Regions from separate parts of the Mus musculus genome. Here region 2 is linked to region 1. Evidence: chromatin loops called from intact Hi-C (ENCODE). Cell type or tissue: left cerebral cortex. All regions are shown on one strand. Links, peaks and the distances in the headings refer to the core of each region. The heading gives the core; the rest is flanking DNA. Region 1 holds the start of Gm13070 (a long non-coding RNA gene). Region 2 holds the start of Spsb1 (splA/ryanodine receptor domain and SOCS box containing 1).

The links. A loop is a pair of places that touch in the nucleus more often than their neighbours do. Peaks named below come from ENCODE experiments on the same cell type or tissue, not always from the same donor. Only the 100,000 strongest peaks of a DNase experiment are listed, where the experiment ranks them.
Region 2: a loop joins it to region 1, with 2.1 times the contacts of the local background. A loop is called at or near these places in 14 of 42 quality-filtered maps.

Annotation. Positions count from the first base shown.
Region 1 is chr4:149,897,191-149,908,007 of GRCm38, reverse strand. Spsb1 (splA/ryanodine receptor domain and SOCS box containing 1) reads left to right here. Exons shown (of 3, transcript NM_029035.2): 2 at 751-1,592; 3 at 9,667-10,817. The coding sequence starts at 899. The coding sequence ends at 9,794. It overlaps Gm13070 (a long non-coding RNA gene), which reads right to left and starts at 5,365. Exons shown (of 3, transcript XR_003955178.1): 1 at 4,545-5,365; 2 at 3,851-4,000; 3 at 2,996-3,459. In left cerebral cortex, for the core only: no CTCF peak of the experiment used is centred there; a DNase peak (open chromatin) is centred at 6,429; H3K27ac peaks cover 1,220 bases.
Region 2 is chr4:149,948,384-149,959,200 of GRCm38, reverse strand. It overlaps Spsb1 (splA/ryanodine receptor domain and SOCS box containing 1), which reads left to right and starts at 4,195. Exons shown (of 3, transcript NM_029035.2): 1 at 4,195-4,348. In left cerebral cortex, for the core only: no CTCF peak of the experiment used is centred there; DNase peaks (open chromatin) are centred at 4,069, 5,038 and 5,360; H3K4me3 peaks cover 2,324 bases; H3K27ac peaks cover 820 bases.

The sequences.
Region 1 (10,817 bases), core at 3,321-8,320:
AGCAACAGGTGGGGAAAGTATTGTCAGCTCTCCTCTGGAGGTCCAGTGGACAGATGCGGTGAGGCCTCCCCTCTGCTCCCATTTCGTCTCCTAGCCATACAAATCCAGGATCCAGCCCAGGGGATCTTGTGGAAAGCCTCGTTGATGGCTCAGGTCCAGGCAGGGTAAAGAGCTGACAAGGAGTTGCAGAGGCCTCTGAGCTGTGGAGCCTGGATGAGTGTGTATGCATTTCCTACGCTGAACTGAGATCTGCATCAGCGCTCCCTCCCTTGGGCCACTTGATGTCATGACTATGAGGGGTGACAATGCTGGAGAAGAAAGGGGAAAGGCTGGGTGTGGTGTCTTCGTCTGCCTGTGCTGTGCTTTGCACTCTATACAGGGAAGAGGGGAGGAAGAAAGCGTCAGTGAGCCGAGGTTCACTCCGGGGGTCTATGCTGCCACCTTGGCCTTCTGACTATGAAAAGCCAACTAGAAGCCCAACCAGCATCCCCCGTGTCTCAGACTGACCCGGGACGTTGAGGGCAGCTCCAAGTTCTTAAGCCCACCTCTGCCTCTCCACACAGACCACGAGGTGGATGGCCTCTTGCTTTTGTGATAACATAGCCACGGGGACAGGGGCATTTCATTCTGAACCAGGATTCCAAGCTGCTGAGATGTATTGGGGTGTGTGCATCTGTGTTCCTCTTTAACCTTCCCCCTCCTGCTGCACCCCAGCTCACCCACTCTCCTGTTTTTCTTTCCACCCATTAGGCAATACAGAGTGCTTCACGACCTTTGGAGATCGCCTAGCAACCTCCCTTAGGGGTTCTGTCCGGCCCCGACCAGAGATCTGGAGTCAACGACCCAAGATTGATGAGTTTGCCTTGGGAGTCAGTGGAAAGGTGAAATAAAGGCCAACATGGGTCAGAAGGTCACAGGAGGGATCAAGACTGTGGACATGCGGGACCCCACATACCGACCTCTGAAGCAGGAACTCCAGGGGCTGGATTACTGCAAGCCCACCCGGCTGGACCTGCTGCTCGACATGCCCCCTGTGTCCTACGATGTGCAGCTGCTCCACTCCTGGAACAATAACGACCGTTCGCTCAACGTCTTCGTGAAGGAAGATGACAAGTTGATCTTTCACCGGCATCCGGTGGCCCAGAGCACGGACGCCATCAGGGGCAAAGTTGGGTACACACGTGGACTGCATGTATGGCAGATCACATGGGCCATGAGGCAACGAGGCACGCATGCCGTGGTGGGGGTGGCCACAGCAGATGCCCCTTTGCACTCCGTTGGGTACACAACCCTTGTAGGAAATAACCATGAATCCTGGGGCTGGGACCTGGGGCGTAACCGTCTCTACCACGACGGCAAGAACCAGCCAAGTAAAACATACCCAGCCTTTCTGGAGCCGGACGAGACATTCATTGTCCCTGACTCCTTTCTCGTGGCCCTGGACATGGATGATGGGACCTTAAGTTTCATCGTGGATGGACAGTACATGGGAGTGGCTTTCCGGGGACTCAAGGGTAAAAAGCTGTATCCTGTAGTGAGTGCCGTCTGGGGCCACTGTGAGATCCGCATGCGCTACTTGAACGGACTTGATCGTAAGTGTTCCCTGCTTTGTCTAAAACAGTGTTGTACCCCATGTCCCCGTGGTTCTGGCTAGCTTATATAGTTATTGGATTTAAAATATCTTTAGATAGCCCAGTGCTTGTAGATCCTCACAGGTCATATTTCACCTCTACCTGGTTAAGTGAGAAAGTCTGTCTAGAGCTTGCAGGAGTACCCGGCAGTGTTTCATGAACAAATAAAAGATGGATGGATGGATGGGTGGATGATGGATAGATGGATGGTGGATGGATGGATGATGGATTATGGATAGATGGATAATGGGTGATAGATGGATGATGACTGGATGGAGAGATCAGATGACTGGATGAATAGATGATGATGGAGTAGTGAATAGATGAATGAATGAATGAATGCTTTCTTTTGATTATTCTCTGGATAACATGTTTCTAGCCTTGAACTGTAGTTGACTGTATTCTAGCACTGTAGCTAGCATCAGCAAGTTGATACCCTGGGGATGCTCTGCTCTCTTAGATAAGTGAAAGCCAGGGACCTCTCTGGATCATGACCCAGATTCTGCCCCCCGCCCCCCTCTCTCAGAGTTAGGCACTCCATTGCACCACCGTCCTGAGAAGGACTTGCTTAGTCTTGGAGTAGAGACGCTGCTGAGTCAGCAAGGACGTCTGCCTGTCCCTTTGGAAAGGGGTGTGGCCTCTTTGTGTGTTGAAATGGCTTGTGTGCAGCAACACCGTGCTGGTGGCAGGTCCAGGTCTGGGACATCCCAGCATGAGTGAGGTTGGGAAGCCATGTTAGTAGGGGTCCTCATGTTCCAGACCCATCTACCCCCGTGCCAGGCCCCCTCTCACTTCCCACAAGGGTGTCTCCTGTGGTCTGTATCACATCTCCATATTGGATGAGTATATTGGATGAGCCAGAAAATGCCAACCACCCATGGCTGCTTTTAGGGGCAAGTTTGGCCTGGCTCCAAACCCCAGTCCTGATCTGTGTATCGTGATAGGCGAGACTCTCACTGATGTCAGGAGCACAGGCTGGACCATCCTACTCTCTAACCCTTCAGGATCCCCTCATCTGCCTCAGCCTTCGCTAAGGTCCTTCTTTGAAAGGCTCTGGGATATTCGGAGTCATCAGGCACAGGAGCTAACTCCTAAATCTTCTCAGAAGCCCCTCTCTGTTCTTTTCCATATCCAGCGACTGGGAACCACTTGTTGGGTGGAGGCATCTAGAGTGCAGAGTCCCTGCCTGCTCCATCTTTCCCTGTGCAGCTCAGCCAAAGGGTATGGCAGATGTGGCCAAGCGTGCACCTCAGAGGGAGCCTCCTAGGGGACCAGGGAACTAGCAGAGCAAGTTCTGTGGGTCTGTCTCCCTCCATTACAGAAACAAATAGCATAAGCCCACAGCCGACTTTGCCGGCACGGCCAGAGACTCCTGCGCACAGGTGTCCGGGGCTTAGGTTCAAAAGCCTCCCTCCTCCCTACAGAGGAGTGCTCAGTGCCCTAGGGAGGGAGGTTTATGCTCTCTCATGGCAGAGTAGCAGATGTGGGATGGATGTCTCCTAGACACCAGATCTGAGCTCCCCAAGAATTGTCCAACCTTGTATTTGGCCTGCCAATACTTCCATGAGCCCAGAGAGTTTGTGTGGCTTCCACGTATTCCGGCTCCTGTACAGAATGCAGACCCTTAGCAGCTAAGAGGGGCCTGGGGTGTGTTTGCCCTGGCGCGTCATGTGTAAGTCACGTGGCTTTTCCATCAGTGCCCTTCCAGAGGCCTAGACATGCCTTGTGAGCAGACGGTACTTCACGGAGCTCTGCGTCAAGTGGAGGGTTGTCTACCCACCAAACTAGTTAACTCTTCTCTTTGCCGAGACAAAGCTGACAGATGCCCCTGAAGGAAGGAAAGGAGGGAGGGAGGGAGGGAGGGAGGAAGGAAGGAAGGAAGGAAGGAAGGAAGGAAGGAAGGAAGGTTGGTTGGTTTATTCTGGCTCACAGTTTGAGGGATGCAGTCCATCATGGCGGGGGAGGTATGAGGTAGCTGGTCATATTACATCCCTAGTTGAAAAGCAGAAGAAGATGAATACCTGCTTCCCCCTTCTTCTTCAAAGGGGATCCAGAACATTCTAAAGAGGTTGAGTGGGGCCATGAGAATGGGAATAAGTTGTTAGAAACTGACCAGCAGTCTGTCATAGCAGCTAGGGTCCAGATAGACTCAGAATGTCACATCAAGATACTTCTTGGTCAGCGACACGCACTCAGGGCTCGCCCTCTCTCCAGCTTACCTGAGTGCCAGGCAATGCCGAGACCTGTGGCTTTTTCTTCTCCACGGTCCTGGATATATACGGTTGACTTTGGAGGACAAAGATGAAATGTGTCCCTTTCCCGACAACCTGAGCAGGACATCTGAGGGCGGCCTGTTGTCATGAGCCCTGCTGCAGAGGGAGAGTGAGGAGAGGGGGGGCGTGTGTTAGCGCCATCACCTGTCTCCCCTGACACCTCAGCACAGTGTCGGACAAGGAGCAACTCCTGCCTTACAGGGTTCCCTTGGCTGATGGTAGGCAAGGGCGGCTGCCATGCCAGGCAAGAGATGGCTGGGCCGGAGGCAAGGCAAGAGCTAGAGAGGTGGTAAAGGCAGCCAAATTCTAGACTGCACACCTCAGTAGATTGTGTGTGAGAAATGAGAAAGGCTATCGAGGCTCTGACCCCAGGTGTTTGGCCTGAGCAGGTTGAAGGGTATGGCTGCAATCAGAAAGCTGGGAAAGCTGGAGAGAGACCATGTAGAGGTTGAAATCAGTCCAGGGGGACCTACAAGTCACCCGAGACACAGGGGACACAGGGGAGAGCCGCGGAGTTCATCCATATACAGACAGCATTGAAAGCGGCGACTCCTGGCTGAGAGTATGGCTTAAGGGTAGCAGGCTTGCCTAGCATGGGGAAGGTCCCGGGACCCATCCCCCAAAACAACCAGAAACACACCCTGGCTCCGTGATGAGCGTGCCCAGAGAGATGTGGAGAGCCAGGTTTGAGAGCTGAGGTTGGACCCTGTTGGAAGCAGGAGGCCCAGGAGAAGCAGGCCATGTGTCCAGAGGGTCCCAGGAGATGGTGTTGAGTGCCAAGGGCAGAGAGAGTTTCAAGAAAGACAAAGTAATGACAGGTCAAGACAGCTGCCTTGGCAACCAGACGGTTGCTAGTGACCTTGCCAGGAGTCATCTGGGTGGATCGGGGTTAAGGCCTGAGGCCTGATGGAGGAAGCAGGATGCTATCTGTCACAGTTCAGGAGGCCAGATGTCTGAGACCGAGCTGTCAACAGGGTTGGAGCTCTCAGAGGCTCTGGGGGAGAATCAGTTCCCTGAGAACAGCAGGCCTAGAGTCTGCTGTTGCTCTGTTTGTAGCCATGTTACGCGCTTCCTGCCTCCCTCCACTCCTGGCCAGTTCTCGGTATATCTGTCCTCTCTTCCCTCCTTGTTCTCTGGCTGCCTTGCCACAATGGTTCCTTCTCAGTGCCCCCCAGATCAAGCAGTGCTCTGGGGAGCCTGGCTACCCTGCCCCTGCCAGGACGCCCTTCGGGGAGTGTCACACCATGAAAGAGAAGTGACACTGTCTCTCAGAAACGCTGGCCTCATGGAGACAGCAGCTTCTCAGGGTTTGGAGAACAGAGACCAAGAGCTTCTGTGTCACTCGGAGAGGTACCTCATGGGGACAAGGATAAGGCTGTGAGGTTCCATGGCTCTTCCTGTGAGGACCGCTTAGCACAGAGAGTAAGATCAATGGTTAGTTCCACTCAGAACATTCTAGAATGTCCCCATGAGTATTTCTCCTACCTGCTGCTTGTAGGAGCGAGCGCCATGTCAGCCACACGTGCCATGGGAATAAGCAGCAGGACCATTACTGAGCTAGAGTCCCCTCCTGATATAACTTTTTTCCTGGATCCTTTGTCTGTCATAGACAAGGACAAAGCATTTGCCTCATTATTTTTTTTAACTTCTTGTTTTTGCATGTGCATAGGAATGTTTTTGCATGTGTGCATGTGCACCTGAATGTCTTTGCATGTGTGCGGGTACCTGTGTGTGGCTGCGTGTGCATGTGGAAGTCCAAGGTTTATGTCAGGAATCGTCCTCAATAACTTTTCCACCTTATTCACTGAGGCAGGTTTCTCAATCAAACTCAGAGCTCACTGATGTGCTAGTCTTGCTAGCCAGCTTGTTTGGGGAAACCCGTCCCTATCTTCCAAGTCTGGACTTACAGGCAGATTGCCATGCCCAGTTGGCGTTCACAGGGTCCTGGGGGTGCAAATCTGGTCCTCACATTTAATATTATCTATTTATGTTTATATGAGTACACTGTAGCTGTCTTCAAACACACACCTGAAGAGTGTGCATCAGCTCTCATTACAGATGGTTGTGAGCCTCCGGTGTGGTTGGGAAATGAACTCAGGATCTCTGGGAGAGCAGTCAGTGCTCTTAACCTCTGAGCCATCTCTCCAGCCTGGTCCTCACATTTACACAAGTGCTTTAACTCACATTTAATAAGTGCCTAAGCCATCTCTTCCTCCCCCCCCCAAAAAAAGTCTTGTGTTTTTGAAGCTTTGTCTGGGTCAGATCTTTTTCAGGGTACCACAGACATCTCAGGTTGGGGCTCCAGGGCTATGCAGAGCCTTGTAGATCACTAGGAAGCTGTTCCTCTTAGAAATGCAGAAGTGGGCATGGGGGCTCTCCCAGGTCCCCAACCTTCTGCTCCTGGAAACAGTGTCTGGTTAACTTCCTGGTGTCTTTGCTGCACACTCTGCCCCCATCTTCTCTGTCATTCACAGAGAAAGCAGCGACCCACCCCAGCCTCCTGAGGCAAGCATGAGTAGCCAGTGGTTCCAGACAGCAGCACGTGTGGCCACCAGCTCTTGGAAAGGGCAGGGAGCAAGCCTGAAGCTCTTGGCCAAAAGTACAGAAGTGGGAGCGACCCTCCTGGGTCCTGCAGTGACCAACTGAAATTGGCACAGTAGGCATTGTGTCATTTTGCACAGTCCATGCATTCTTGTCTCTGCCCAGAATTTGAGAAGCAGGCAGACCACAGCTCTGTGTACTGTTCTTTCTCCCCCTACTTGGATGGGGAACTGTGAGCTGTTTGTTCTTGTTAGCAGAGTGAGTGGCTTACTCTGATTATATTTTAGACTCTTAAGGCATCACTACAGCCATTAGCTACCCCTCCTGTAGCTGGTCCTAGCAGGTCACACAGCCCATGACCATACCTCCCCATCCCCCGTGTGCCTGCCTTCCACATGGATGAGTGAGGTAGCGATGTTGCCTCTTCAGAGACTTTGGGCTGCTGATGTCTGAGTCCCCATCTCTAGGTTGAGGCAGCAGTCCTCCCAGGCTCATAGCACAGGCTCCACCTACCATGGTAGTGGTGGTGGTGTCTGCTGCAGTGTCCATCCATCCATCCATCCTGAAACACGGGAGCTGGGGTAGTCCTAGTCCCCTGCTTTGGAAACTTACTTCACACGGTATCTGTGAGGCGGCCTGAAACCCACAATGCCAAGGGTTTCATGGTGGGAATGCCTTCTGGGTTGGTGGGGCTCCTGATGCTTCGTCAACAGCCCTCCAGTCCTTGGGGAACCCACTGTAACTTCCAAGTGGGGCGGAGCCCCATCCTCCCGGAATACTACTCTGAGCAGCCCTAGACCATTTGCCCCAGGGACGCTCAGCAGTGAAGAGGAAGCACAGAGGATTCACCACGCTACCACGTAGAAGGGCACCCACAGCTGCCAGATGTTGGCCAGAGGCTGCTGTTAAGCCTTCTGGTTTCAGGGTCTACTTGGACATGGATGCATAGAACTCCTTTAGTTTATGCTCCTGCCTCCAGGCCCCTATGATCACACTGAGCTGTCTAGGAAAGGCTCGATTTCAAGGCATCCCATTAAAAACCACTGCTACAAGTCCCGCTCCTGAGAAACTACGGCAGAAGCACTCCTTCAGGTTAGAGGTCAGGAAATGCCTAAAGTTTATTCTTTTTTTAAAAAATATGACTAAACGTGTGTGTGTGTGTGTGTGTGTGTGAGTGTGAGTGTGAGTGTGTGATGTGTATATGTGCGTGTCTGTGTATGTGAGCATATGTGTATGTGTGTGATGTGTATATGTGTGTATATGTGTGTGCATGAGTCTGTGTGTGTGAGCATGTGTGTGTGTGTGTGTGTGTGAGTGTGAGTGTGTGATGTGTATATGTGCGTGTCTGTGTATGTGAGCATATGTGTATGTGTGTGATGTGTATATGTGTGTATATGTGTGTGCATGAGTCTGTGTGTGTGAGCATGTGTGTGTGTGTGTGTGTGAGTGTGTGATGTGTATATGTGCTGTCTGTGTATGTGAGCATATGTGTATGTGTGTGATGTGTATATGTGTGTATATGTGTGTGCACAAGTCTGTGTGTGTGAGCATGTGTGTGTGTGTGTGATATGTTATTTGTGTGTGTGTGTGTGTGTGTGTGTGCGCGCGCTGCTGGCACACCCATTCTTCAGATCAAACTCTGGTCCTTGAGTTTGTGCCACAGACACTTTACCCACTAAGCCATCCCATCAGCTCAAGTGTATCCTGTGGGGCAGCTGTAAGTGTGAGCCAGTGCATACACACATATATGTGGAGGTGTCATTCCTGACACAGAACCTCCTCCTTTCTCTCTGGGGGACTCATTATATGACTAACCTAGCTAGCCAGTGAGCCCCAGGAATCCTCCTGTCTCTGCCTCCCCAGCACTGAGATTACAGTGTGCACTACCACGCCTGGTTTTGCTCATGTGTTCTGAGAACTAAACTCAGGTCCTCCTCCTTTCGTGGCAAGCACCTTCTAGACTAAGCCATCTTCCCAGCCTGGTTTATTCCTTTTTAATACGACTCGTGTAAGACTCAGCTTAGGTGCCATTCTAATGCCTCCGTGTGAAGCACCCGGTGACTTGACTACCAGCGGCATCTGAACATTCTCCTACCCCAGAGAATCCTGCACGCCATGTTCTCCCAGACATAGGATTCAATCGTCAATGGATTTTTACTCACTTATTTAGTTATTATTTGGTGATGGGATCTGAACCCAGGGCTTTGCACATGCCAGGCGCGCACTCTACTACCCTTAAGGGGATTGCGCTTGCTGTTTAGTGGCATACTGGTGACTCTTGAAGAAGCAAACAGAAGGCTGCACTTTAGCATTAAGGTCAGTCAGTAAAATGCTTGCCTTGCAAGAAGGAGGGAAGGCCCAAGTTCGATCCCTCAGAACACGTGTAAAAAAGCCAGGTGCGATGTGTGCACTTGTAAGCCCAGCATTAGGGACACATATCAGAGGCTAGCTAGCCAGAACAGCCCACTTGGTGAATTCCAGGCTGATGGCCTTGTCACAGAACAAACAACAGCATGGTGGGTTGTTTTCCTAAGGAATATGGGCTACGGTTGCCTGTCCTGTGGCCTCTACATTCACACACATGCATGTCCACATATGAACATGTATATACTTTGTCATCGTCCTCTGCAGTAAAATGAAGGCAAGGACAGTACCTAACAGGATCCTGAAAGTAGAAGCTGGGTGGCATGCAAGGACCGAGCTCCCCTGGAAAACCTGCCTGGGGCGCTGTGTCTGGAATGGGGGAGCACTGAGCTGACTCACTGTCCCAGAGCCATTCATACTCTTTATCCAGACAGGGCAGAGTAGCCCCCACAGGGAGACCAGGAGCAGGTTCCTTCAGGTTCCTGCAGGGCAAGCCTAGGCAAGTTGTTCACATGCTGTTTCTCAACTACCCTTTCTGTAAAGGGAATGAGGACAGCAATGGCCTCCCTGTGTCTACTCCATCACAACTGATCACAGTTGTGAGAGCCATGACTCAATGTCAGCAGAGGGCTTCTGCGTAGCCCAGGGCTCCTCCTCTGCAGTCGCCACAATTCGGAATTTAAAATACTTTGCACCATTTGCTAATGATCTGTTTGTTAAACTCCACTTAGATCAGTTCGGCGCTAACCTTGGACGCGTCGTAAGCGCTGTCCTTAGACGCGTTGTAAGCGCTGTTGTCTGTTCAAGATTCCTCTTGAGCTTTGCTAAGGTTCTCCTCTCTCTCCTGGTTTCCCCAGCTGAGCCCCTGCCACTCATGGACCTGTGCCGGCGTTCGGTGCGCCTAGCGCTGGGAAAGGAGCGCCTGGGTGCCATCCCCGCTCTGCCGCTACCTGCCTCCCTCAAAGCCTACCTCCTCTACCAGTGATCCAAATCCCAGGACCGCCATACGACAGCCACCTGGTGCCAAGTCACTGAGCCCGTTGGGGTCCGCCGACCCCTGCGCCTGGGATGGATGCCCACCCTCAGCCATGGGCAGACGTGCCCCCTCATCCTACCGGCTGCCTCTGCTGGGGGAACCTATGCCAACGGACTTCTCCCTTCCCAACACTGGCTGAAGCAGCAGCACCCAGGCCCTTCCCTGAACCAGATGCAGAGAATAAACTATGAGAACCTCTCTCAGGCGCCTTCTGCTCTCAGGTGGAGTGGGCTGCCCCCCACTCTCTGCAGAGAGAGGCTACACCCACCTGGGGGGTCCTGGGAGGTAAGACTAGTAGGAGGTGCCAGGGCTGAGTCCAAAAGCAGGAATGGCCAGGACCAGGCCATACAGATGAAGCTCAGGATGTCACATACCATGGACACTGAGACAGAACCCCAGGTTGGACTTCCCTTGGGCCAACGAGTGCCAGCTTTAATGTCAGCTGCCGGTGCTCTGTGGCCTGTATTTATTCTTTAAACAGTAGCAAAGGCCATTTATTTATTCCACTTAGAAAGGAAACCTTGGTGGGTGGCTTCCCTCGATGTGCTTTCCCCCACCTCCCTGGAATGTGTGTGCCACACCTGTCCTTGTCCCAGGCCAGGACTGTGGCACATGAGCTGGTGTGCACAGATACACGTATGTCGTCGTGCATGACCCCTGACTAGTTCCTAAGTAGCCCTGCACCAAGCACCAGAGCAGACCCCAAGAGAGGCCCGTGCAAGTCCCCATGTCCCCAGGTCCCTGCTTCTGTTGCCTTGGGCACTCATACACCGGCACACGTGTTTCAGCCTCTTGACTTCCATGAGCTTCGAATTTTGCCCCCGATTCTTCTGATATTTCCCATTGGCATCCTCCAAAGCTCTGGGCCTGGAGGGCCATTAGGACACATGGAATGAGTGGGGTCTCCAGCCCCTGGGAAAGCCACTGGCAAGGCAGGATTAGAAAGACCAAGAGCAGGGTGGGGCGCCATGA
Region 2 (10,817 bases), core at 2,303-7,302, 52 kb before region 1:
ATAAAAATAAGTATATCCTTATAAACAAACAAACAACAAAAACCATTGCAATAATGGTTATCGGAAGATCCCCTCTCCCCCTATCCCCATCTCTTGGGAATCTCAAAAAGCCCAAGCTGGTCTTGAACTCACTTTATAAAGGATCATAACATTGAACTTCTGACCTTCTTGCCTCTACCTCCCGAGTGCTGAGTTTACAGGTACATGCCAGCAAGGCCAGGTTTATGTGATGCTAGCTAAGAAGTCTAACAACTAGCTGCATGCCACAGAATGTCCATCTCTCTGTTAACATCTTCTCAGAGTCTTAAGAGCTCCTTTCAAGCCTGGGTACCACCCAAATCCTGGCATAAAGTTCCGGAGCCTTTTCTCTGAATGTTTGATATCGCTATACTGCAATCCCACATATGGCCAGCAGGTGTCACTGTTCAACAACGTGATCCTGCATCAGCACAGGCACAAAGGACAAATGGAGCCTAGTTTGTTTTACCTTGTGAGAGAGATCTGTCTTCTGTTATGGGTAAGGGATGGCCTACATGTACTAATATGCCCGTGTTTGTTCTCTCGGTCTTGGTAGCACTTGCAACACTTTTGTGTCATGGATTGGTCTCACAAATCCTTGGGAATCTTTAAGCTCCTCAACCCCCCTTTTTATTTCATGTTTGTTAAATAAGTGCACACATGTATGAGAACATGTCTCTACAAGCCCTGGGAAACACGTAGAGCAGTTCTATGGGTAACAAAACCAAATCGGCTGGGTAAAGTGAACCCCGCAACCATCCGAGTTAAAATTCCAAACACTCGGCATAATCTCATTTACATACTCCTACTTCTCAGATCATGGGGGAGAGGCGTGGACTGGAGATTCCCGAGAAGCTCCTATAACCGGCCTCGCAGAAATGAAAATATTCCAAAGAGACACTTTTATTTTTCAATTTGACTGTCAGACTATTGAAATAATGGACCCCAAAGAAATGGGAATTTCCCCAGGAATCTCATGCTGGCAGGAGAAAGGACTCTGGCTAGAGGGGGAACTTGTCTCCCAGAAAGATTTCACATAGTTCTAAGAACTCAGACCTCCCTATGGGATGCGGCTGAAGCCCAAGCCATGATGGGCCAGCGGGACCATATTTTGACCGTAACTGCCTAGATACGCGTATTCTTGGTCCCTACCTCACGTCACAACCCCACAGATGAACTTGTGGCATTTATGAGATCTCTCCAGTGTGACCACACCAGATATATCTTCTTTTTCTGCTGCTTTCCACTTTTAATTTGGCTACCTTAGTAGGCTTCTTTTTTTTTTTTTTTTTTTTTTTTTTTTTTTTTTTTTTTAGTTTTTTTGAGATAGGTTTTCTCTGTGTAGCCCTGGCTGTCCTGGAACTCATTCTGTAGACCAGGCTGGCCTCGAACTCAGAAATCCGCCTGCCTCTGCCTCCCAAGTGCTGGGATTAACTTAGTAGGCTTCTTGAGGATAGGTGACCCAACCTGATTTGAACTCATGTTGTAACCCCACATTCGACAACATGCCCAGGCCAGCTAGCCTGGTGTATGCAGCAGTGAGCACTAAAGCCGAGTCTGAGATGCAGCGGATGGCGAGGACCAGTGCCTGAGGTTGTCATGACCTCTGTAGGCACGCTGCTGTATCCACATGTACATTGCATATACTGACATGCACACAAAATTAACTTCAAACAAATCGAGTCTCTGCAGGTTAAGTATCTTGGTCAAGGACACCCAGTGGGTGAACAAAGGTTCTTGGGTTTACGCTAGGCTGGTCTTAATGCAAGGGGCCTCAGAGAAGACAAGGGCCCTGTACCCTTTAAAGAATGGCAGGGTTCTTCCCTGCGGGCCCCAACTATCCAAGACACCTCTAGCTAGACCTCAAACTAACATCAGAGAGAGCAATTCTGTGAGGGCTTGTTCCCTAATCATCCATCCTTATCATTTTCTGAAGGTTAGAGAAGTGAGTGAGCAAATCATATCAACAGAACCCATGATGTACAAGATGTGGGAGTGGGGTCTCGGGGCAGCGTGAACAGAACTGGGAGTCCAGAGCCTCCTCCTCCCCTGGGGCCTGATTTGACTCAGGCTTAAGCAATCATCAGCCGACCTTTCGATCGTATTTATCAGCTGGTGTATCAGCTATTGCGAGCTAATGACTTTTCAACAAACAATAGGATCACGCCCCTTCCCCTCACATTCCGGCTTTGAGGACTCTTTCACAGTGCTCTGACTCACCGAAGTCACTGCTGTATGACTAACGGAGATTTACTAGCCCACCTTCCCGGTGTCCCAGGGATAAGAACGATGACTGTCAGGTAAGCTTAGATATTCAGACCATCAGTATCCATTTACCCAACAGGGTCAGAACTCAGGAGTGCTGATAGAGAAATATTCAAGCCTTTTGAGAGCTGTCTTTCTTGGGGTCAAAGCTAAGAGGACCCAAATGGACAGCTGCCATTCTTTTTTTTTTAATTAATTAATTAATTTATTATATATAAGTACACTGTAGGTTTCTTTAGACACACCAGAAGAGGGTATCAGATCCCATTACAGATGGTTGTGAGCCACCATGTGGTTGCTAGGACTTGAACTCAGGACCTTTGGAAGAGCAGTCAGTGCTCTTAACCACTGAGCCATCTCTCCAGCCCCCCCGACAGCTGCCATTCTAACCATTTGAAACAGCTTCCATCTGTTCTGGAAGCTTTCCCCCAGGCAAAAGACAAGTCTTAGAAGAGAGTACATAGTCCCAGGTGTAGTGCTGCAGTACCTGCCCTGTGAGGTGACCGACCACACCTGATAAGGGACACGTACTTCTCGCTCAACATATGGAACATGCTCTCTTTCCAAGCTATATGGGTCAGTGGCTGCCGTGCTCACAGGGAATGCTTCAAATTCCCAGACTTTGAAGAGTCCAACAGGAGGGAGTCACCCCCCTGAGTCACCGGCAAGGCTGCCTGCTCGAAGAGCCAATAGCGCCCCGGAGAGGCCGCTTTCCCCACGCAGACCCACCTTGTCCATAGCAGTCTGGAAGCTTCTGTGTTTTCAAACAAAATTGGCAACAGTGAGGTGGTTGGAATCTACACAGTAGCCTCCGGCCCTTCGGGTCTTTACAGTGAGTGATTAAATAACTTCAGCGGCCACAGTATTTATAGCAACTTCTCTAGCATCCCTCCCCACGTATGGGTGAGGAGTGGGAAGATCTTAAGGGGATATCGCGAAGATGGGAGTGAAAATTCCCTCAGTCACCTGTGACTACTCTCTTCTGTAATGACGGGAAAGGAAAATCCCTTTCAGACTAGAGCTTCTAACGGTGTACTTTTAATGTGAAGTCCCTGTCGCTTGTGCCATCCTAAACTCATTGTCTAGGTACTGTGGACGCCTATGCGACCAGGACCTCGGGGTCTTGAAGTTCTGAGTTGCCTGTCTGTCTCCATGAGCGCGGAAACAGTAAGTATAGAGCAGCCGGATTACACATGGACTCATAGACAGTTCCTTTGCACGACAGCATTACAGAACCTTAACCCGGAGTTTCAAACGAGTTAAGCAAGATCTTGCTCCTGTGATTACTGCTATAACCTCACCCTGCCAAACATTTTTTCCCTAAAGAATGAACCTCAGCTCCTCAATACAGTGCTGGACACCACCGCAGCCCCCGCGCAGGTTTTCTGTTATTATGATCCTGGCCTTAGGTCCAGCCTTTCCTAAAAACTTCTCCAGAGGAATCAAAGCTCTTGCTGCAGAGGCCAAGGCAGAGCGATGTATGTCTGAGCCTACAGCCCTTCTGCAAGAAGGTGGTATCGGGGGCTACAGAGTTCGCAAAGCCCCAAGCCTGCCCTGCCTCAGAGCCCTGCGCGCTCCGGGCTCTCGGGCGACCAGCGCCGCTCAACGCTAGGAAACCCAGCGCTGGGTCGGAAAGTAGAGGGGCGTGGCAGGAGAAGGGGCGTGGTGTAGGGCGGGGCTAAGCGGGAAAGTGCGGAGGGGAGGGCTGTGAGGAGCGCCAGGCAGAAGGGAGGGTTGCGATAAAAAGGGCGTGACCTGAGGCGGGGCGTGGTGAAGGAGCGTGACATGGGGCGTGGCAGGGCAAATGGAGGCGGGGTGGAGCGTACAAGCCCCGCCCACGGCGCGTCCTTCTTTTTTCTCCGCCCTCCCACCTTAGAGCTGTCGGTGGCTTTTTCTTCTCAGCGCAGGAGTCGCGCTCGAGCGGCCCGCGCGCTTGCTGCAGGAACCAGCTCCAGGCGCTGGCGCCGGGGCCACGGGGAGGAAGCGACTTCGCTCTCTGCAGCGGGCGCGGCCCTGGGCACCGCGAGCCTCCGGAGCTCCAAGAGCTGCGGCCTCTCTGTGCGCGGTAGGCGGCATGGGACACCGAAGACCGGTTGGGTGGGCGCGCGTTCGGGCTCTGGGATCCGGGGATGGGGGAGACACGGGGACCACCACGCTGAGAGAACTGAGAGGGTGGGCGCGGGGCAGAGCGTGGGCATAGGGTGGGCACCCGGCGTGGAGCCATGATCGATCTTGGGTCCCCGGAGAGGGGCCGGGCGCCGCCCAGTGCGCTGCCGCTTCTGCTGCGGAGGCTCTGGGGTCCCACCTGCGGGGGCGGCATTGGGTGGGGACCTCAGTGGAGCGGGGACAGTCGCTCCCTAAGATGAGCCTAGGCTGCAAACCGAGAAAGAGGCCTGGGGCTCTCCTTAGTCCCAGGGCGCCTTAGGGTTCTGATTGTTGAGGGGGACTCCCATCGCCAAAGTCGAGGGGACCCCTTCTGCCCCATGCATCGCGACCCTGCTGAGTTAAGTTAGTTTCGCTTTTCCCGCCAGTCCGGGCTCTGATTTGTAGCGGCCCTAGTCCCCCTTCCCGATCCGGCCCCCGTAGCGCCTCTCTCTGGGAGACTGCCTGGTGACACTGCGCGCGGCGCCAGCCACCCCGGAGCCGCCGATGCTTCTCCGGGCAACCGAGGTTATGTCAGGAAATCGATGGAAACAGAGAAACAAGAGCAGCCTGAATCGGATGGTAGAGCAGAGGATGAGTTGTCCCGCGCCTGACGAGTGTGCGAGGACTTGCTAATCTCCAAGTTTAAGGATGTGCCATGGCAAAGACTGAATGTTCACAAATGGTGCCTGTGAAGATGTTTGCCAGCCAGGAAGTTGTGTGTGCTTTTGCGAATGAGAGTGTGACCTTGTGAGTTTCTGTTCGTGTCTGTTGTTGTGTATCGTTGTGAATATGTGTGTTTCCTAAATGTTCTTGCCTGTCTGTGAACAGTAGTGGGGCTGGCCATTGGCTCTGGAAGGTTGTGGAGTATAACTCCCCTTGCTTGGTTGGTTTTGGTAAGTGGGGTATTGCTGGAGTGCTGGCTGGCACCTTTCCAGGGAAGCTCCTGCCAGCTGAGCGGGGCTCAGGCTCCTCTCTCTTTTTCTCTGAACTCAAGCTGTACAGTGTGGTGGTGAGCTGGCAGAAGCTGCTTCCTGAGTGAGTAATAGTTAATTAAACACTTTAGTTAGTAACATCAGAAACTGCTCATGAGCTGAGTTTTAACAGGTGTTTATGGTAAGAGCGCCAGCCCCCATGATGAAGGCTTGGTGTCCTTGAAGGTTTAGGATCGCCGACGAGTGTGTGTGTGTATGTGTGTGTGTGTGTGTGTATGTGGGTACACACACACACACACACACATACACACACACACTCACACACACACACACACACACACACACACACACACACACACACACACACACACGCTGAGGTAGGATGGCCTGGAGGGAGTTGGCTTTCTTCCTAATTGTTAGACTCTAGGAGAGAGTGGGATTGCCTTTTCCTTTCTGCCCTACGCCTTCCCAGCTCGCATCTCTGGGAGGCAGAAAGCACTACACTAACATTAGTGGTACAGACAGAGGGAACCATTCAGTCAGAGAATCCCAACATCATTTAGAGACTATCTGCCCAGACCAACCCTTTCCCAGTGGAGGCCCAGAGAGGTTGGGTGATTTAGCCAAAGTGCACAGCCAGGGCTATGCACCAAGACAAAAATCCTGGCTGTTGCTTACTGTCCCTAGCTCTGAGGTCATAGGCCAGTTATCTGCAAACTGACGGGCTGGATTAGATCATCTGAAACAGTTCTTCTCCTTTTACTGCAGGGAACACTTCTTCCAATAGATCGAAGATGTTATCTAGATGGGAGATATGGAGTTTCTGAATCCGGAAACTTTACAAGCCTTTTTCTTCCTTAGCCTGTATCCCACTCAAATCAGCCAGACCAAAACCTGGGGAGAAGCCATAACTGTCAGTCTTAGGAAGGCTGGTTCTTGCCTGGGGCCCTGGGTGAAGTCACTTAGGGGGTAAATTAGGCTTCTTGAGTGCGAGGCTGTGCCAGCAAGGGTGGACACACCCTTCAATGGATTCCTCGTGGCTGCTGCATAAAATGGGTCCCCTTGGAATCAGCAGAGATGTTGAATTTCTCCTTGCTCCCCAGGCGCTTCTCATAGTGTTGTGAGTTTAATCTAGGGACTTCACACCAGTCTCTTTCAGAAATAGTGTGTGGCCAATATTCATGAATTGATTCATCTTTTTGTTAGGATGCACAGTGCATGGCAGGTATGCCTCCATGGGTCTGGGCGCCAGCACACAGTCCCTGCGTTCCCTGCAAGCCAGATTAGTGAGAGCAAGAGCAAAAGGCTGCCTATCACCCGGGGCTCTCAGTGCCGTGCCCACCCTTCTGCAGATGGCATCCCCGCCATTGGGCTCTGCTGTGAGCTCTCATCGCACTCCTGCTGGGCAACGGCTGGCACTGGTGGCAGCCTCCAAGCCAAGTGCTTGACACATTGCATTGTCTACACTTCTGAGGTGCTTGGATTGGGCGCTCACCGCTTCCACCCCCCTCTGCCCCAGCAGGTTACTTAACCAAGGTCTGTTTGCCATTGAAGGGTGGAGTCAAAACTTCAATCCAGTCACCATCACCATGGCAGTGTAACTCTCTTGTGCCTTCCCTGTCCCTTCAGCAAGTTTGTGTTATTATCGAGTGTGTACTGTGTGTGTGTAGGGGGTGCACATATGCCATAGCATGTGTGTGCATGTGTGTGTGTGTGCCAGTTTGTGGCACTTTGTCTGCTGAACCATCTTGATAGCCCCTGTTAACTTTATAAGTGGATTTTTCTGTTGTTGCTGCAAAAAACTCAATTATAGACTTGTAGAAAAGATAATGTGTAACACCGTGGGGTTGCTGGGAATCGAACTCAGGACCTCTGGAAGGGGCGTCGGTGCTCTTAGTCGCTGAGCCATCTCTCCAAGACTGGAAATGATAATGGAATGAACACGCCTTCACCTTTCTTCACCAGTTCTGAGGGTCATCATGTGCACATACATGTACGTATACCTGCATACATACATGTTGGAATATTCAGAAGCAGAAATATGTTGCCTTTCCTATGGTACCTTGTAAGGTGTATTAAAGGGGAGAGTTGGGCTAAAAACAGACCCCGTGACTCTGTATGAGGGGAAGGTTTGTGTGCCATCTTGTGTGTCTTCACTTTCTGCACTTTGAAGGAGAAGATGATGCTATCTATATTCTGTCGATGACCATGACCGTGCTGCCAGCAGCCCATGGGGGCTCCAGTTTGGTGCCGCTCTGCTCTTCAGAGCCGCTGGGCAGCGCCTGGCTTATTTAGCATTGTAAAAGTTCTGTTCCTTGCCTAATATTAAAAACAATGAGTCTGAGGATCCTGAGGCAAACCACATGGATTTAGGCCGTCTTGGCCTCCCTGAAGAGTTGGGCAAGAGAAGCCGCCAAGGCACAGCCCCGCTCTGAGGCCGGCCGTGGAGTCGCAGACCTTGTGCAATGCTCACGCAGGGGTCACGGCAGGCCTGGGTGTTAGGAAGGAGAGATGATTTGTCAACAAATGCTGGATCAGACATCAATCCAAGCTTAGCTCTCCAGCTTGCAGAGCTGACCATGGCTGGAAGGGGCTGGGAGCCCCTGCTTTCCCCCAACTTCTGCGTGCCCCGGGCTGAAGGTGGAGGAGGGTAGTGACTGGGATGTGACCTCCACACTCACGGAAGGACAGCTGAGTGGGAGATTGGCGTCTCAGGGTGGGAGGACCCTGCCTGTGACAAGGTCTCTACTCTGCCCCTCACGGTGAACCCTGCTTGCCACGTTAGCTATGTGGCTATGAAGCTTCCAGCTGTTTTGGGGGCCACCTTGATTGTTAAATTTACACCTGTGTAAGTTACTTTTCTTATTGCTATGGTGAAATATCTGATTTTGTTATATGTACATATACATATATATATGTATACATATATATACACACACACATATATACATATATATACATATATATATATATATACATAGATATGAAAATATAACAAAGAACAACTTAAAGGAAAGGCAGTTTCATCATCTTGGGGAAGGTGTAAGCACAGAAGCCAGAGGTTCCTGGTGTCATGGTGTCCACGGTCAGAAAACAGTGAGATAGGTGCCCATGCTCAGCTGGCTTTATCCTGTTCAGTTAGCCCGTCTTGGGCGGTGACACTTACATCCAAGGCTGGTCTTCCCTCCTCTTGAAACAGCCTCACAGACACACTAGTCTCTGAGGTGATCCTAAATCCTGTCAAGTTGACCAGGAAGACTAAACATCATGGCACCTCTGAGCTGTGAGCATCGGCATCCCCTACCTGTCATCCCACCCTTAAGGAGCAAAGGTGCTCTCCCTTGGGGTCACCTCCCTTTGGGCCATCTTACCTGTGCACAGTGAGCTGCCTTCCAAAGAAATGTCTGTGCCTCCTAATTTCCTAGGAGGAATCTACAAGCCTATGGGGGTAGATTTTTGTGGGTCTGGGGTCCTGGTGGCAGGGAACATAGAGTTGGGTCTGCTGACTTGATTGAGGCCGAGGTTCTTCGTTTAATGTTGCAGACCAGGAGTTGGGAAGGACGTTAACAGGTTGGCTTGGCCGGCTGAAACATGGAAAGCTGGCACACTGTGTCAGAACTGGAGATGCCAAGTCTCTCTGGGTTGGGTGGAGGAAGGGTCCGCAGCAGCTGGAAAAGATCGGGGTTCCAGAGGAGCGGATCTCTCCCACTTCAAGCCTCACTGCCCATCCTGGGGGGGCCCAGCAGATGGGCTTCCTCCCTCCAGTACTCTGGGAAATAGATTTGGGAGACCCACTCTGAAGTGCTTGTTGGTCTTCTCTGACCTTCTGTGGGACCCGTCACTGAGAACTCTCAAGTCAGTACAGATGGGGGAGGAGGCTGAGAGGTGGCACTCAACCTCCAAGGGCACGGTGGGTGTAATTAGTAATTACCATAATGGGCGGTCGAGCAAAGCAGCAATCACAGCTGTCTGGCTCGTGCAGACCTATGGGGCTGGAGAGTTAATCACCATGTTCCTAGGGGTGAAGTAGACGAGAAGCCTGCTGCCTTCTTGACTGTACAAGCAAAAGGCTTCCAGGGTGAGCGAACTGGAAAGCATAACTCGGATCATAAAACCAGACGCGTGGATCCGCAACTCGTCCCGCCTGAGCTCCATGACAGGGAGGCTGGGCCTACCCAGGTACACCCAAGTCACTTACGAAGAAAGTATACACTCTTAATTTTTCAGCCAGGCCTCCCCAAAGGGCCTTAAGGTCTTTGACCAGGACGGCTGGCTGTACACTAGGGGACAGGAAGTAATCAGAGAACCCAGGGACTAGTGGGTGTTGTCTGTGAGCTGACTCCATTCCAGGAGGCTGGAATGCCATTGTGGTCTTCTCTTCCCAGAGGGGCTGACAGGTCACGTGGTCAGTGACGTTTTAGCTTAGACCCAACTTAGCGGGTGCAGAGGGTCCCTGAACATCTCCTGGGGTTATTTACTGGAACAGAAAGTACAGCAGCCGGCATAATCACCACATTGACTCTCGGCCCCATGTGGCAAGACCAGGGTCAAATGGAAACCTGTCTGAAATGTGTTCAGCCAGGGAGAGATGATGAATTGGAAGCAGCGAGGTATCTCTCAGAGGGTTTCCAGAGATGAGCACCCCATCAAGGGTTTGAGAGAGGCCAAGGGTGGCCGTCTCCCCACCTGCATCCTCATTCAACTCAATGAGCACAGGTAGCCTGGGCAAAGCCACCCTGGGTCTTAGAAAATGATAGTGCTTATCATTAAATGGACCAAGCGGTGACTCCAGCTGCTGTACCAGATGTGGCTTCCTTGTTGAGCAAATGCACACATCTGGTATAGAGCCATGGATCTGGGCAATGCCTTTTTCTCTAGATCTGTCCACAAGACCTTCCAGAAGCAGTTCGTTTTCACCCGGCAAGGCCGGTGAGACGCATGCATGGCCCTACCTAAGGGGTAGTTCGCTCTCCTATGCTATGGCACGACTTCATCCCCAGGGTCTTGCCTCCCATGACCTTCTACGCTATGTCGCAAGTGCCCGTGAGGTTAATGTGCTATGCTGCTTGGACTGAGTGAGTGAGAGGTGAAAACCGCCCTGCACTTACTCGTAAGATCTTCATGGCAGAAGGTGGAAATAAGATCAATCGAAGTCTAGGACCCTTCGCATCAATGAAGCTTTTGTGAGTTGTGTGGTGTGAGGCATGCTGGGGTCCCCTTCTCCAGCAAAGGATAAGTTGTTGTGCCTTGCCCTGCTTGCAGCCAAGAAAGACGCGTAATGCCAGCAGACCTATCTGGACTTTGAAGATAGTACATTCCAGACTTGGGTGTGGTGCTCGGCCCCATCTATCCAGGGACTCCAAACGCTGCTGGTTTTGAGTGGGACCTGGAGAGGGAGAAGGTTCTGCAACAGACCCAGGGCCCCATGCAGACGGCTTTTACATTTGGGCTGCATGA